2 separate regions of the Homo sapiens genome follow, and region 1 is linked to region 2. Evidence: chromatin contacts called from ENCODE Hi-C or POLR2A ChIA-PET data. All regions are on one chromosome and are shown on one strand. The core of a region is the stretch at or near the end of the contact, and the rest is flanking DNA. Distances in the headings are between cores, read along the strand shown.

Region 1 (6,942 bases), core at 1,870-4,369, 95 kb after region 2:
CAGAGACATAGACATATACACACAGACACAGAGACATACACACATATAGACAGATGCACACATACAGACATACACACAGACATGCACAGACACAGACACACACATAAGCACACACAGACATACCCAGAGACACAGACACACGCACACACAGACACTGACACACACAAACACACGCAACACAGATACAAACACACAGAGATACAGAGGCACACATATATTTATATATACACAGACACACACATACACATGCTTACTCACATAGCACACACATACACAGAGACACATGAAGATACGCACATACCACACGTATGCAGTCACACATAACACATGCATCTCCCACCCCATTGGTGGTGTCCACAGGGCTGTCCGGAGAGCAAGCAATCAGTAAGTGTTTGTTGGATACTAAGTGAAGGATGAAATGACTGAATGCACCAGTAGGTGAAATGGATGCTTCTGCTTGCAGGGCAGGCTCTAAGATTTGAACAGCGGCATGGCAGAAGCATCGCCACAAGTGCTGATGAGGTGATGGCTTAAAATACTGCAAGCCCCATGCAGAGTGAAAACTCCTTTCACGGGAGGAGATAGACGGCCCAGGAACTGTTGCTCTAGCCTCATTATCTGTGAATGATTGATTCCAGACAGGAATTGAAGATGAGGCAACTGAGAAAAGGAAAAGGGAAACACCCTGTGTGCCTGTTAAATGCCCTTGTTCACCTGGCGAGAGATATGCATATATAGTCTCACCACTGACTATCTTTTTATATATATGGTGTATATATAAAAATATAGAAGTGTACAGTGTATGTGTATATGTGTGTATATATGTGTATATGTCTGTGTATAGACACATATATGCACATACACACATTATGTACATTTATATCTATATAACGGCAATGCCTGAGCTGGCTATTTCCAGGCGGCCAATATCCTGTTTTAAACTGATTTAAAATATTGCCACTGTAAACTAATATCGTGATTTGCAACCACTTAAATTCTGGAAGAATTTCTCAGGACTGTGATGAAAATCCCAGCGTCTGGTGGTTCCCTCATCGCAGCTTAACCCTAATTGCCTACACTAAGTCCAATTAGTGGCAAATCAGATTCCCCTTCATTTCATCTGATGAAGTAAGCTTTGGCAGGAGCATCTGCCCACGCAAAGCAGGGTGAAGACAGAGAGAAGAACGGGGCTGCAGGGAACGGGGACACGAGTGTGGGGACCCAAGGGTGACCACAGTCCTCCTGCCCCTGAGTCCCCACGGCTCCGTGCCTCCGGCTTGCAGATTCCTTTCCCTGGATAGAGTTTTTGCAACTGAGTTTGGTGAGAATCAAATCTATCAGGTACAGTCCTAGAAACAAATAACTTGAAGTCTACTTTAAAGGCAGATTCTCTTGGTCTCTTTCTTTCCTGTGTCTGTACCTCTGTGCATCTCTAACACACACACACACACACACACACACACACACACACACGGCCCTTCTGTAAGCACACTTTCCTCGCTGTCCCAGTCCTCTCAGTGTCCACGCTCCTGCAGGCGCTGACTTGGGTGGCGGTTGCAGAGGAACCAGTAGGACTGGCACGGCCATGGCCATGGAGCATGTGGTCCAGGGCACAGATAGCAGCAGCTCTGGTTCCAAAGGCAGTGCGTCCTGCCAAAGCCTTCTCTCTCTGCATCTCAAGGTCACAATAATAGATTACGAAAGAGTGGAAAAGCACAGCTCAGAAAATGGGCCATGGGGACTTTCCTCTGGGTGAGGAGGGAGAGAACAATGCCCGATGCGGCAGCAGGTCGTTTGAGCTCTGCTAGGGAAGGAAACGCGGAGCGTGAGGTCCCTCCAATGCCCGGCACCTGCAACGCCTCCTGTCCAAGGGCTCTGAAAACACAAAAATTGGGACCATTGGAAAATGATTTTTAAGGTGCTCTGATGTAGAAGAAATTCCATCACAAACATTAACCTGTTTCACAAGAATCAAATATTTACTATTGTGTTTCATGGTGGCTACTTTTTAAGTCCCTTGCAAATTAAGGTAGGACAAATGTTCTCACAAAATAAACATTCTCCTGTCTTCAGAAACCACTGATAAATAGTCCAGGCCGATGGATCCTTGCCTCTCCTCAGAATAAGGGAGGGCTGTTATTTTAAAGCAGCAAATAGAACAGATCCTCAAGTGCCCTGGCGGAACAGAAGGCTGGACTGTTAAAGTCTGTGACACTCTCAGTGATGACGTTGGTTTCTAAGGGCTGCAGCAGCCATACCCAAAGAAAACATTTTATATATGATGATGTAGTAACTATACTTCAAGTCTTGACTTAAAAATGTATAATTCAACAACAAAATTACAATTTCTCTGTAAAAGGAGCACTTTTTAAAAATCCAAGCCACTTACACTGGTTTGAAAATATTTGGGGGGTCTTAACTGCTTCTGAGGCTATAGCAAGTGGTTTCTCATAAAATCAGACCCAAGGGAACTCTCTGAGAGGACCCTAGGCACTTAGATTTTATTCCGGGTATAATTTATTCCAAACAGTTTAGCAAAATGATGGTCACATTATAAGAGCATACTCTGGATGCAAAATGTCCAGGAAAGACAGAAGTAGAGGTGGGGTCCAAGAAACAATTCCAGTCTCCTAGAAACCATGCCTTCTGCTCAAGCCAAGTGCTTCTCCTGATCACGTCCTCCTGGTAACTCCTAGCAGCTGCGAGCATTGGAACATAGTCTTACCAGTTCCGGAGCCACCAGGCACCTTCTCTGAACGTCTGAACTATCAGCCCCTTCCCTCAGAGCAGGCCTGCAGGGACTCAGCAAGGCTGGGTGCTGGAGGGCCACTCTGTAGGTCTGGCCAGAGGGAGACCACACCACCCAAAGAGCCATTCAGCGACCAAGGCTCCCCTGAGCGGTCGCTGCTGGTGACACAGGCCCTTTGCTGGGAGAGCCCAGCCCTACTCAGAACAGAAGGGCTCACTGCTCCAGCCTCCAGCCTTCAATCCCAGCTGCAGCTTTTCAGCTCTAGTTTTCCCTCCAGGTTATCTTCCCTCTGTGGCTTCCAGCGGGTCACCCTGTGATGCTGCAGTTCCCCAGTCTTTGCAAACGGGGGAGAGATGACTACTGACTTCCGCGATGATTCATGCTGGTTGTTTACAGCAGAGACAGAGGCAGTGCGCTGCCTGCACGTCTTGGAATTAGCTGAGCTGTGAGGGTGCAGCGAGGCCAGCACCGGGGTTCCCGGGTATGCCAAAGCTGGAATTGTGCTGCTCCTCTGCAGAGGTGCAGGGGGAGGGGGGAGCAGGGATACAAAACCTTGCCGGTCAAGGAACGCAGTGTTCCTGGCCCTGTCTGGAACCTTCACAAAGCAGGTGGGAAGGGAAAGTGCATGGGTAAGACGGACTTCCCAAAACAGCTTCTGCCAAATGAAATAAAGAATATCCAGTTCCTCCTTTTTAAATAAATAAATATATATATATATATATATATAAAATTATGAAATAATTTAAATACGTAGAAATATGCAGAAATAATAGATCAAAGGCCCAAGTACCCACTCATCAGCTTTAACATTTTGCTGTCTATACTACAGATTTTTTTATTTTCAAAAACAAAAATGTAATCAGTCAAGCAAGCACATGGCAGCTCCTGAAGGGATTTGATGTTGAGCAATCGCAATATCAAATGAGCCCACCTCCAGTTCTCCGCTGAACGGATCAGCTCATAGGTGTTACTTCCCTCACCCTGCCACCCCCGAGTCTCTTCTGTTGCTTGTGGGACACCGTGGCGAGAGCTCCGGAGTCCAGACTCCACTGTGGAGACTGACATGGTTCCCTGAGCTCCCTGCTTGGTCTCCTGTCCTGCCTGGTCTGAAGTCCTGCCTACGAAGACTGATGGCACTGTACCAATGCAGCAGCTTCCAAATCACTGAGCAAGCAGCCCCCAGCTTCCCCTCTCCCCCTGAGCCCACCTTCTCTCCACGCTCCCTTGTCCCAGGCTGTCCATAGGCACCATTTGGCTCCAATTCCACATCATAAGCGTTTCTATGAATATAGGCTTTGTGGAATGTTTATTCATAGGACATTAATCCCAGAGGGGAATAAAAGCAGTGCTGTCCATGACATTATCTGTGTTAGCCTTGGATTGTCTGCTGTAAAATGCTAATTGCAGCCTCTGGAGTTGAGAAGGTGTTTGTAGGAAGCCTGAACAGGGAGCAGGAGGGCAGGCAGAAGAGGCAGCCCAGCCTTCTAGGATGCCAGGGCCCTCAGAGGAGGAGGAAGGCCTGAGGCCAGGCAGCAGGTAGACAAGGCACAGAGCCTGGTTCTGGAGCTGGGCCTGGGAGGAGGCCTTTGTACTGCCCAGAGGAGGGGCCACAGTGTCCCTCCAGCCACCTGCTCACTGGTTTTACCAAAGCTGGTATCCACACATCCCAAGGGTCTCCTCAGAGCCCATGCCGCTGAACAAACCCACGTTTTTTAAAATGAGAGTGACACCAGCCTGCCCATCCTCACAGTGCAGCAGGGTGTGAGTGTGCAGTGGGGAGCAGGGAGCTAAATCCTAATATACGTGATGTATTTTGAGATTCCAAGGAGCTCCTGGATATGCATTCAAGGGTGGCAGTGTTTCAGGAGGGGCAGATGGGTGTGCAGGCAGCCACACCCTTTCCCCTCCCCCTCCCCCTCCCCCAGCAATTTGTTCCTTTTCAAGTTTGAGACACGCAAGTCTTGCATCTGTGTCTCTGGAGCCGCCTACACAAACCAGCGCAGAGATCACAGGGCTGGGACTGGCTGGCGACAGTTCGCTCCCTTAACTCCAGAGGAGGAAATGGAGCCAGAGGTCGTAAAACGATGATAGAATCGAAAACAAGACCATTTCTTTCTGTACCCCACACCCTTTTTACTTTCACAATGCACACACCCACACCCCACATGCACACTCACACCCATGTCCAGGGTGGCTGGACAGAGCCCCTCCCAGTACTGCCATTCATTTTGCATACATGTTTGGCTGGCTAGTGGGCAGGATTATGTCTGAGAAAACCTCCTTTTAATCAATCTGATGCTTGCCAGCCAAGGAGCTGACAACTGTGCAAAGCACTGAGCCATGGGGCAGTGTTCCGTTTTGTCTCCTCTGGGCAGCTGACAAGATGGAGTCCCTCGGAGGTGAGAGGATGGTTTCTAGAAGCACAGGAATTCTCAGTAGTGGATTAAACTGCAATGCAGACCTTCTGCATCCCCAGTGGAGAGTCAGAAGCCTGGGAGGATGCTAAGCATTCCAAGCAAGCAGTCTTCCAGAAAACTGCCAGCTTCCCCACAGCAGCCAGGGTGATGATGGGAAGAGTTGCTGCAGTCCTCGGCTTCAGCTTGTCCAGGAGCCGGCCCAGCACACCCAGCAGACTTCCCAGAGAGCAGGGGCTGGGGGATGGGAGGGGACCCAGTCCCCTCAGACTTCACAACAGATAGCCACCTTACAGAGAGGCCCATGAAATACACTTAAAAGGGAGGAATAAGGAAGGAAGAAAGGGAGGGAGGGAGGGAGGGGGGAAGGAAGGAAGGAAGGAAAGAAGGAATCTGTCAACAGCTAAGCTATGTAAGAAGGCTCATGCTAGGAAGTCTATATTTTTTACAATGATAAGGATGCCAGTTTGTCTGGGACTTTGCTCATCAAACCCTACTCATACCCCCCATAAAATCCCTTGCCTTCTCTATCGCCAGTTCTTAAGGACTTCATTTTTTCACTTAGCCGTTAGCCATTCGTGAACCTTACAAGTTGTGTTCTGAATTCTACCTTAGCTACTAAACCATACCTAAAGATACTGGCTCAGGAGCCAGCTCAGTCTAGTCTTATCCTGACTGTCCTGACACTGGGCCGTGAGCAAGTCTCTCAGCCTGTGGAGGGGAAAGGTGCTTGGAAGTCAGGCAGCCCCGCCTGGCTGCAGACACCACACAGGCTGTGCAATGGTGATATATTGTGATTTAAAATAAGAAATGTGTATTTTGGCCTATGTCTCTGGTTTCTGGAACAGAACTCCTAAAAGAAAGACAAACAAACAAACAAACCAACAAACAAAACTTTGTGATTTCTTGAGCAATAGGAGAACATCTTTTGTTCTAACGTTTGGTCTTTGACATGGTTCTCAACATAGAGCTCCTAAATCCCTTGGAATTTCCTGGGTGATAGGAGTGCTTTTGTTCTAATGAGGCGGCCCTTGGTGTGCTCCTGAGTCAGGGCTGGTCACCAGCAAGACCAAGCTATGATTAGAAGCTTGGAACTTTCAATCCCAACTCTCATCCTTTGGGGAGACTGAGGGGCTGGAGATTGAGTTAATAATTGACCATTCCTACATGATGAAGCCTCCATAAAAATTTCTGAACTCTGGGGCTCGGGGGGCTTCCGGGTTGAGGAATAAGAACACACATGTGTGCCAGAAGGGCGGCACACCTGAGAGGGCATGGAACTTCCTCGCCGCTCCCCCATACCTTGCCTTCCACCTGGCGGTTCCTCAGCTGTATCCTTTTATAATAAATGGGTTAAAGTAAGCAAAGCCTTGCCGTGAGCGCTGTGAGCCATTCTGGCAAATGATTGAACCTGAGAAAGAGGCTGTGGGAGCCTCAGATTTGCAGCCAAGTTGGACAGAAGTTGTTTGTAACCTGGGCCCTACTACCTACAATTGCAAGAAGTAGGGGGCAGTCTTGTGAGACTAAGCCGTTAATCTGTGGGATCTGACACTATCTCCAGGTAGATGGTGTCAGAATTGAATTGTATTGTGGGACACCCAGTTGGTGGCAGAGAACTGGTCAATGTGCCAAAAACCCACACATCTGGTCACAGAAGTGATTTGTGTGGTCAGAGAGAGTACAGAGAAGGAAAAACAGTCAGTTTTTCCTGTCTTACTGATGGTCACCAAGGTTTCACCCCATGGCCTTTGGGGACCTGGGGTTGAAAGAACAACCATC
Region 2 (7,500 bases), core at 109-2,608:
CTTTCTCTCCCACCCACTTGCGTTTCCTCAGCGGATCCTATTGGCTGTTCTTTCAAAATCTCTCTGGCACCCAAAGCCTTCCCCCACCTCCACCTCTACTCCAAGTCATCTTCATCTCTCACCTGGATTCCTGCAATCGCCTCCCATCTGGGCTTTTCAGTGAGGCAGCCAGAGGGATCTTACCGACACAGGCGCCAGGGCAGGCCACCCTCTCCTGACCAGAGTCCCTTTCAGAGTGGAAGCTGATGTCCCCACCATGGCCTTTGAGGCCCTAAGAGTCTGGCCTCCTGTGTTGCCCTTACCTCACCCCCCCCATCCCCCCACTCCCTGCAGCCCCACTGGCCTCCTTCTGCCCCTCTAAGGTGGGGGCCCCAGCCCATAGCAGCACTGCACCTTCTTGCATCTGCTTCAGGTCTTTGCCTAAATGTCGTCGTCTCAGCAGGGCCTCCTTTCACCACCCTGCTCAAAATTGCAGACCAGCACTTGCCTTGACCCATCCAGTGCTTCCATCCACTCCCTTCCTGCATGAGTTTTCTCCATGACATGAGCACCTGACACACCATACATAGTCACATATCATAAGGGTGGTCTGTCTCTCCCAGAGATGCTGTCAGCTCCACAGGGCAGGGGTTGGCTTGTCTTGTTCTACGTTATCCACAATGTCCAGAACAGCACCCAGCACATAAAAGTTTCTCTGTAAATATTTGTTAAATGGTTAATTGTACTGTGGGTCACACGTCTAATACTTGACCTGTGCCCCTTGCAGGGAGAATACCAGGTTTTGCTGGAACTGTACACTGAAAAACGGTCCACCGTGGCCTGTGCCAATGCTACTATCATGTGCTCCTGACTGTGGCCTGTAGCAAAAATCACAGCCAGCTGCATCTCGTGGGACCTCCAAGCTCCTCTGACTGAACCTACTGTGGGAGGAGAAGCAGCTGATGACAGAGAGAGGCTCTACAAAGAAGCGCCCCCAAAGAGTGCAGCTGCTAATTTTAGTCCCAGGACCAGACATCCCCAGACTCCACAGATGTAATGAAGTCCCCGAATGTATCTGTTTCTAAGGAGCCTCTTGGCAGTCCTTAAGCAGTCTTGAGGGTCCATCCTTTTTCTCTAATTGGTCGCCTCCCACCAGACTCACCTGCTTTTCAACTTTTTAGGAGTGCTTCCTCACAGTTACCAAGAATAAAGAAAGCTGGCCACCATTGTTCATTGTGGTTTGTTCAAAGAATCTTACTACAATGCTGTAGTTAAAAAGTCATTTCCTCCAGATACAGTGCCGGATGCTGGTGCAGCATAAGCAGTTCCAAGAAATTCAGGAGGGTGACAGCCTGGCTAAAATTAGAACACTGGGAAAATGTGCCATTGCTTCTCCTGGGCAGGCCCCCACCCTTGGACCATGAGGGCCGAGAAGCTGATGCAACCTCACGAATAGGGACATCATACTCTCGCTTATCCAAACATTCATTTCACCTTCATCCCTCAAAGCATGATTACACTTGACCTCAGCATATGCTGGCGTTCATTACTGCATTCATTAATGAATGCAAGGAATAACTCCTGAACACTTAATGTGTATCAGGTGCTGTGTTCTTAAGTTGTCTTCTACGATGCTCTCCGTAAATGAGCATGTTGCCCATGCTACTTCCAGAGCCATTTCTGCGGCCCCGTCTTCTCTCCTGGGATGCACTGATCGCATGGTGGGCTGCATAGCCCCTTCACCATCCGACGCCCCTGTCCTTCCAGTGTCCCTGCTGGCCCTCTTGCTCCTGCTAAGGGGCTGGAGTAAGGTGGGTGAGTTGACACTATCATTCATAAAAATGCCACTATATTAGAGATTAAAAGAGAAAAAAATTCCATAGTTTAAAAAACAGTAGTTGCTATTAATCACTGTTTATACATCAGTAAACCACCTAGAATAGCAGGTCAAAAATGCCTGTCAAACTTTAAAACCAGCATCTGAGGTTTTCTGGGTTATGAGCAGGCAAAATTGCAGCAGCGTCCTTGCCTAGGCCCATAATGCTCGAGGGAAAAGACGTGCGTGGTCATACTAGGCTCAGGAGCAAACCTCTGAACGTACATGGGGGTGACGGTGTTACGCACAAGAATAGCAAATGATTCCTGCCCCTGGCCATTCCCTCTAGCTTGAGACATTCACCTCTCTCCCTTTTCAGTAACCATCACCACAAGTAGTAAAGTCCCTGGCTAGACTCTGTGTACGCACATGTTCTAACAGTACAAGACAGCTGTCACAGCCTTCCAAAGACACAGGTGGAACTCAGCCAGTCCCTTCCCAATCCCTTTGCCCTCTTCTTTAAATTGACTGTGTGGGTGCGTGTGCGTGAGAGAGAGAGGGAGGGAGAGAGAAAGTTTCAGATGCTATAGGTTTGTGTTAAACTGGAATTTCCATATATGGAGACTATCCTAGTCATAGCTGAATATACAAGTACACAGCCGTTTCACTAAGGACATGATTTGAGAGAAAAAAAAATGTTTCTTTGTCCCAGAATATGTCTTTTCTTAGTGTCCTGTCATGGGCCTTAAATTTCACCATTAGTTTTATTCCAGCAAGTTGAAAACATATTTCAATGTTCAGGAGTCTCCTCTTGGAATACGAACAGCCCTGCTAGGAGAAACGCTAGAGTCTGTCATTATTTAACACTCTGGCAGGATGTAGTAACTAAGATGACTTTGAAAGGGCCAGCCCAGGAAGCAGGGTTGTCAGGGGAGGTGGGTGACCCCAAGCCGAGCCCTCTCAGGCTAGCCATTGTGTGGTTACTGGCTGGGGTGGGGTCAAAGTGCCCAGACAATCTATCAAACTAAATTGACTTCTCCTGTAAAGAGAATTGCTACTGTTTCAAAAATCACTATCAACAACTCCAAAAATGTGTCCTCAATAAACTCTTCTGAAGAAAAAAAAAAAAAAAACAGCTTGGTTCAGGATGATGCAGTGCTGCCACAATTAAGGAATTATTATGAAAATCAGCCAGCTTCAGACATTGGAGTGCCCACCAGCCCTTCTTTATATTTTGAGGGCAATTTCCATCGTTACGTATAGAACGTTTTAAAAAATATTTTTGAGGAACATTCCAGTGCCCAAGGGAAGCTTTGTCAGGCTAGAGTCTAGGCAGAATGCTGATAAAGCCCCTCAGGACAGTGTGATCGCATCTCTTAGAACGTTTTGGCTATGAGGAACAGAGAACTCAATTGAATCTGGCTTATGCATAGGGGACTAGGTTGTCTCCCATGACTACTGAGTCCCAGGGTGGTTTAGGTGTCAGCCAGCGTTTGCTGCTGAGGTTCATTCATCATCGGCTCTTCACCTCCATTTCTCCACAGTTCTTCCACCTCGGGTCTCCTGGAATATTGCCTTTACCCTCAGACAGTCTGTCCCACAATAGCAAATCATTTCAGTAGCTGGAGACCTCACATCCACACTGTCCACAGTACAGAAGGCAAAAGAGACCTTTATCCCAAAACCCTGTTACTCATTCTGATTAGAATGGCTTGGGTCACATGACCTCTCCTTGTAACCACAGCAGACCAATCTGGCTCAACTCTTATATGATAAAGTTGTGAGTTGTTTTTCGGTTGCCGTGGACTCCAGGTTGAAGGTTATGTAACCCGAGCATGCCCAGATGAACCAAGTATGCGACCACAGGGGGACCTCAGTGCAAGACTGAGGAGTGGGAACTTAATTAAGAAGTGAACACGGCATGTCAGGATCCAGGATCCAATCATATCAGTTTCCAGCATCACCCCATGACGGGATCCAATCAGATCATGCCTCCCAGCATCACCTCATTGCAAGATCCAATCAGATCATGCCTCCCAGCATCACCTCATTGCAAGATCCAATCAGATCATGCCTCCCAGCATCACCTCATTGCAAGATCCAATCAGATTATGCCTCCCAGCATCACCTCATTGCAAAATCCAATCAGATCATGCCTCATGACCCCATGCTTATAAAACCTGTCCTAAACTCCAACTTGCAGAGACAGGTTGGAGTGTTTCCTCCTGTCTCCTTGCTGGTAGACTTGCAGTAAACCTTTTCTTTTCTTAAAAGCCAGTGCAGTGGGATTGGCCACAATGCACATTAGGCAGTGAGCCCATTGCTGGCTCAGTAACATCCTGACCAATCACTTTGACCCTACCCTGATTGGCTTAGCCTATGTCACATGCCCCACCCCTAGACCTGGATCAGAGTTATTCCCACTGGAACCACACATATCCTTAAGTGGAAACTGGGGAAGTTGCCAAGGGGTAAAGGGAGAGGAAGGGCATGTTTCAAACTAGGCCAAAGGACATGTCCAGATCATGTCTCGAATTAGGCCAGTTTTAAGTTCTAATTCTCTCCTAGCTGTTCACTGGGCAAGTGACTTTTATTGTCTAAGCCCCAGTTTCCTCATCTGTAGGTGCTGACCATAATAATAGTACCTATCTTGTAGAGACAGTGTGAGAATTAATGAGAAAATGCATGTAAAATGCTGAGAATAGGGCCTGGCACGTCACTCAATAAAAATAAGTCATTATTATGTTAAGGTGGGTGTTCACTTGCAGTGCTAAAGCCTCTTTTCCTAATTTACCTCTCCCATCCTCCTACATCATCAGAGCAAACAATCCTAGAAGCCCAGCCCTCACCCATAAGCCCACATTCCCTTCTGGGTCCTGAGATGGTCCCTTGGCATCTTGATTTCTTCTAAGTGTAGCTAGTTTTATTAGACCTGGCATGGGGGCATGTTCCCTGGGCCATGAACTCTGAAAAGAATTTAAGGAAAACATTTGGATACACCTTTCTGGCCCCCAAACAGAAACAATATAACCAGGCCAAAAGGGCCTATGAAAGAAAATGTGGGCCAGGTGTGGTGGTTCACTCCTGTAATCCCAGCACTTTGGGAGGCCGAGGTGGGCGGATCACTTGAGGTCAGGAGTTCGAGACCAGCCTGGCCAACGTGGTAAAACCCCGTCTCTACTAAAAATACAAAAATCAGCCTGGCGTGGTGGCACATGCCTGTAATCCCAGCTACTCAGGGGGCTGAGGCAGGGGAATCACTTGAACCCGGGAGGCAGGCAGAGGTTGCAGTGAGCGGAGATCATGCCATTGCACTCCAGCCTGGGTGACAGAGCAAGACTCTGTCTCAAAAAAAAAAAAAAAAAAGAAAATACGTGTATTTTTTTAATTAAACTTGTTTCCTGCACACAAAGACACACACCCAATGCCTGCATAACTAAATGTGACATCTGCAAATGTAACAATTACGTCTGCCTTCAGGAAAGATAATCCAAAATAGCTAGCACGAGAACAGAAAGGGCCACATCCTGATGACAACCCAGACTCGTTAGAATGGCGGAGTTTATTATCTCAACAGTTCAACTGCAGGTTTGAATTGGCCGTATTTTTCTCAATCAGCAAAACAAGTTAGTCTACCTAATTTTCCAATCATTTTATCAGGCAAGCAGGGGTCCTATAGGGCTTATAAAAGAGTTATTTTCATCTAGTTTGTAAATGTCTTCAGTTACTTAGTGTGGAACGGAAGCCTTCAGCTGCATTCAAATGCTCTGGCCTGAAATATTCTTCTCCCCTTGCGCCCAGCTTTCTTTTCACATGTGACACAAAACCACCTCCTTTCCTCCAGTGGTTTGGTCTCCTCACTTCTGTGGAAAAGGGTATGTATCAATGTTCCTTTAGCCAAAAACAATGATACCTTCTGCCAGCTGGTATTTTTCTGGATTTCCCTGAAACCCACCCAAGGGTGGAAAAACAGAAAATATCCCTGCCACCGAAGACTTTATCATATCATTTCTTTCCTTTTCTTCACTCAGAAGTGGTAGAAGAAAATTCAAGAAAGAGCCAGAGAACATCATTGACATAATCAAGGGGATGCAATAAGGTTTCCACATAAACTACAAAGATTAATATATGTGAGTGCAGAAAGATAACATCTGAGAAGGCAGAACAACCACCATGATAATAATAATTGTGTAAAAGCTAACAACGATTTGTGCAGGCTCTCTGCGCCAGCATTGTGCTCGGCCTGCATCTCAATACTTCATCTCCAGAACAGCCTGTGGGTGCGTAACACAATGGTCCACGTGATAGAAGAGGAAGTCTGGGTTTAGAGAAATTGAGGAACTGGCCTAAGGTTCCCCAGGCTTGTGAGCTCCATCAGTGAGCCAGGATTCAATTCTGTCTCACTCCAAATCCAGGCTCTTTCTACCTAATGTTGCTTGGCTGTTTGGAAAGACACCATATAATAAAGAAACACTTCATGGTTTTAGTTGCAGGCTTGCAGAATGTGTTAACTCAAGCAGCAAATGAGCTAAAAACAAAGGTAGGCTAATGACAGTTACATTAACTCAATGATGACAGCACAGAACAAAAAGGGATCATGAATACTAGTCAGTTTCATGATTTGTTCATGCTCTTCCACAAAAGCTTTTGGTCACTCACTGTCAAACCCACCTGGGTGAATGTGCCATAAGCATAATCTGGCTTTTTCACTGTTTTCTTCTTTCCCTTCGTAAATCTTTAGTCAGCACCTACGGTTTGCTGAGCATTGTATTAAGCACAATACATCAAATATAAAAAATAAATAATATATAGTATAATCCCAATTCAAACTCAGCTTATCTTTTAGGAAAAGGGAAGAAGAAGAGTACCAAAAATCTCCTGTGATGGAGAAACCATGGTAAGCAGCACAAGACAAGAACAAAGCACTGTGGGGGGCTTTGAGGCGGGGAGGACACGTGGCTTGGCTTCACGGTAGAAGGAGGGAACATGCTGGCCCTTGAAGGTTGGCTGGGACACTGGAGGTCCTGGTGCCTACATGTTGTGGACAAGCTCCTGGGGGCGGAGGCAGAGTGGGAGGAATGGCCTGGGGTCCCAGCTCTCTCCCTAGCCCCTTGGTTTTGTGGCAGAGCCTCCTGCAGAGAGAAGCAACAGCTAGGAGCTAACTTTATAAGGGATTTGGAGAAATACCAGGGCACCTGCAGCATTTCATGGGGTCCCGGTGGCAAGGTGGCATAAGGGCAGGAGGGTAGGGCACAGCATAGCTTGTTCCATGAACCTGAGGGGACCCAGAACACAGAGGACGGAAGGCCAGCAAGGCATAGACCCAGGCCCCTTGCCACCCCGGTGCACACCAGAGCAGAGAGACTCTGTCTTCATGTACCTGAAGCGGCTTGGACAGCAGCCCCAGGAAGAGGGAGCTAAAGGGTGAAACGGGAAAGAACTGTTCTTGAGCTGACATGAGGCTTCCAGAAATAAGCAGGGTAGGGAGTGAGGAGAAACTGAAGATTCTGTAACATGCATGTAGGGTTGTAAGTCAGTGATTTTTAATTATGTTATTATTGCTGAAATGTCTTCATATGAACCCACAGACTGTTGACACAGAAGAAATTCCTATTTCCCTGGTGAACAGGTTTTCCCTCCCTTGAAGCCACCCCAGAATGGGGATCCCATTTCCTTACCAAGCACCCCACCCCAGCTCCTTCTGT

What was found. Hi-C counts contacts between places; a loop is a spot of excess contacts on that map. ChIA-PET counts read pairs that join two places held with the same protein, here RNA polymerase II (POLR2A). Pooled maps may share reads with other maps.
Region 1: a pooled map shows a loop between it and region 2 (2.1-fold over the local background). The contact joins two enhancer-like sites. A Hi-C loop is called at or near these places in 1 of 50 pooled maps. POLR2A ChIA-PET finds 5 or more read pairs at or near these places in 2 of 52 experiments (MCF 10A and activated naive CD4-positive, alpha-beta T cell).

What each region holds. Positions count from the first base shown.
Region 1 is chr6:6,747,049-6,753,990 of GRCh38, forward strand. All of the region lies in intron 2 of LOC101928004 (a long non-coding RNA gene), which reads right to left. LOC105374901 (a long non-coding RNA gene) reads right to left here. Exons shown (of 2, transcript NR_187807.1): 2 at 4,858-5,477. Among named protein-coding and RNA genes, the nearest start is that of LY86-AS1, 130 kb to the left of the region's middle. RefSeq lists enhancers at 2,964-3,581, 4,202-4,819. Within about 2 kb of position 3,120, at least 27 of the 41 ENCODE cell types and tissues checked have a DNase peak (open chromatin) inside an H3K27ac peak, as active enhancers do.
Region 2 is chr6:6,653,778-6,661,277 of GRCh38, forward strand. It overlaps LY86 (lymphocyte antigen 86), which reads left to right. Exons shown (of 5, transcript NM_004271.4): 5 at 767-1,205. The coding sequence ends at 850. Among named protein-coding and RNA genes, the nearest start is that of LY86-AS1, 35 kb to the left of the region's middle. RefSeq lists a silencer at 80-270. Within about 2 kb of position 1,359, at least 6 of the 41 ENCODE cell types and tissues checked have a DNase peak (open chromatin) inside an H3K27ac peak, as active enhancers do.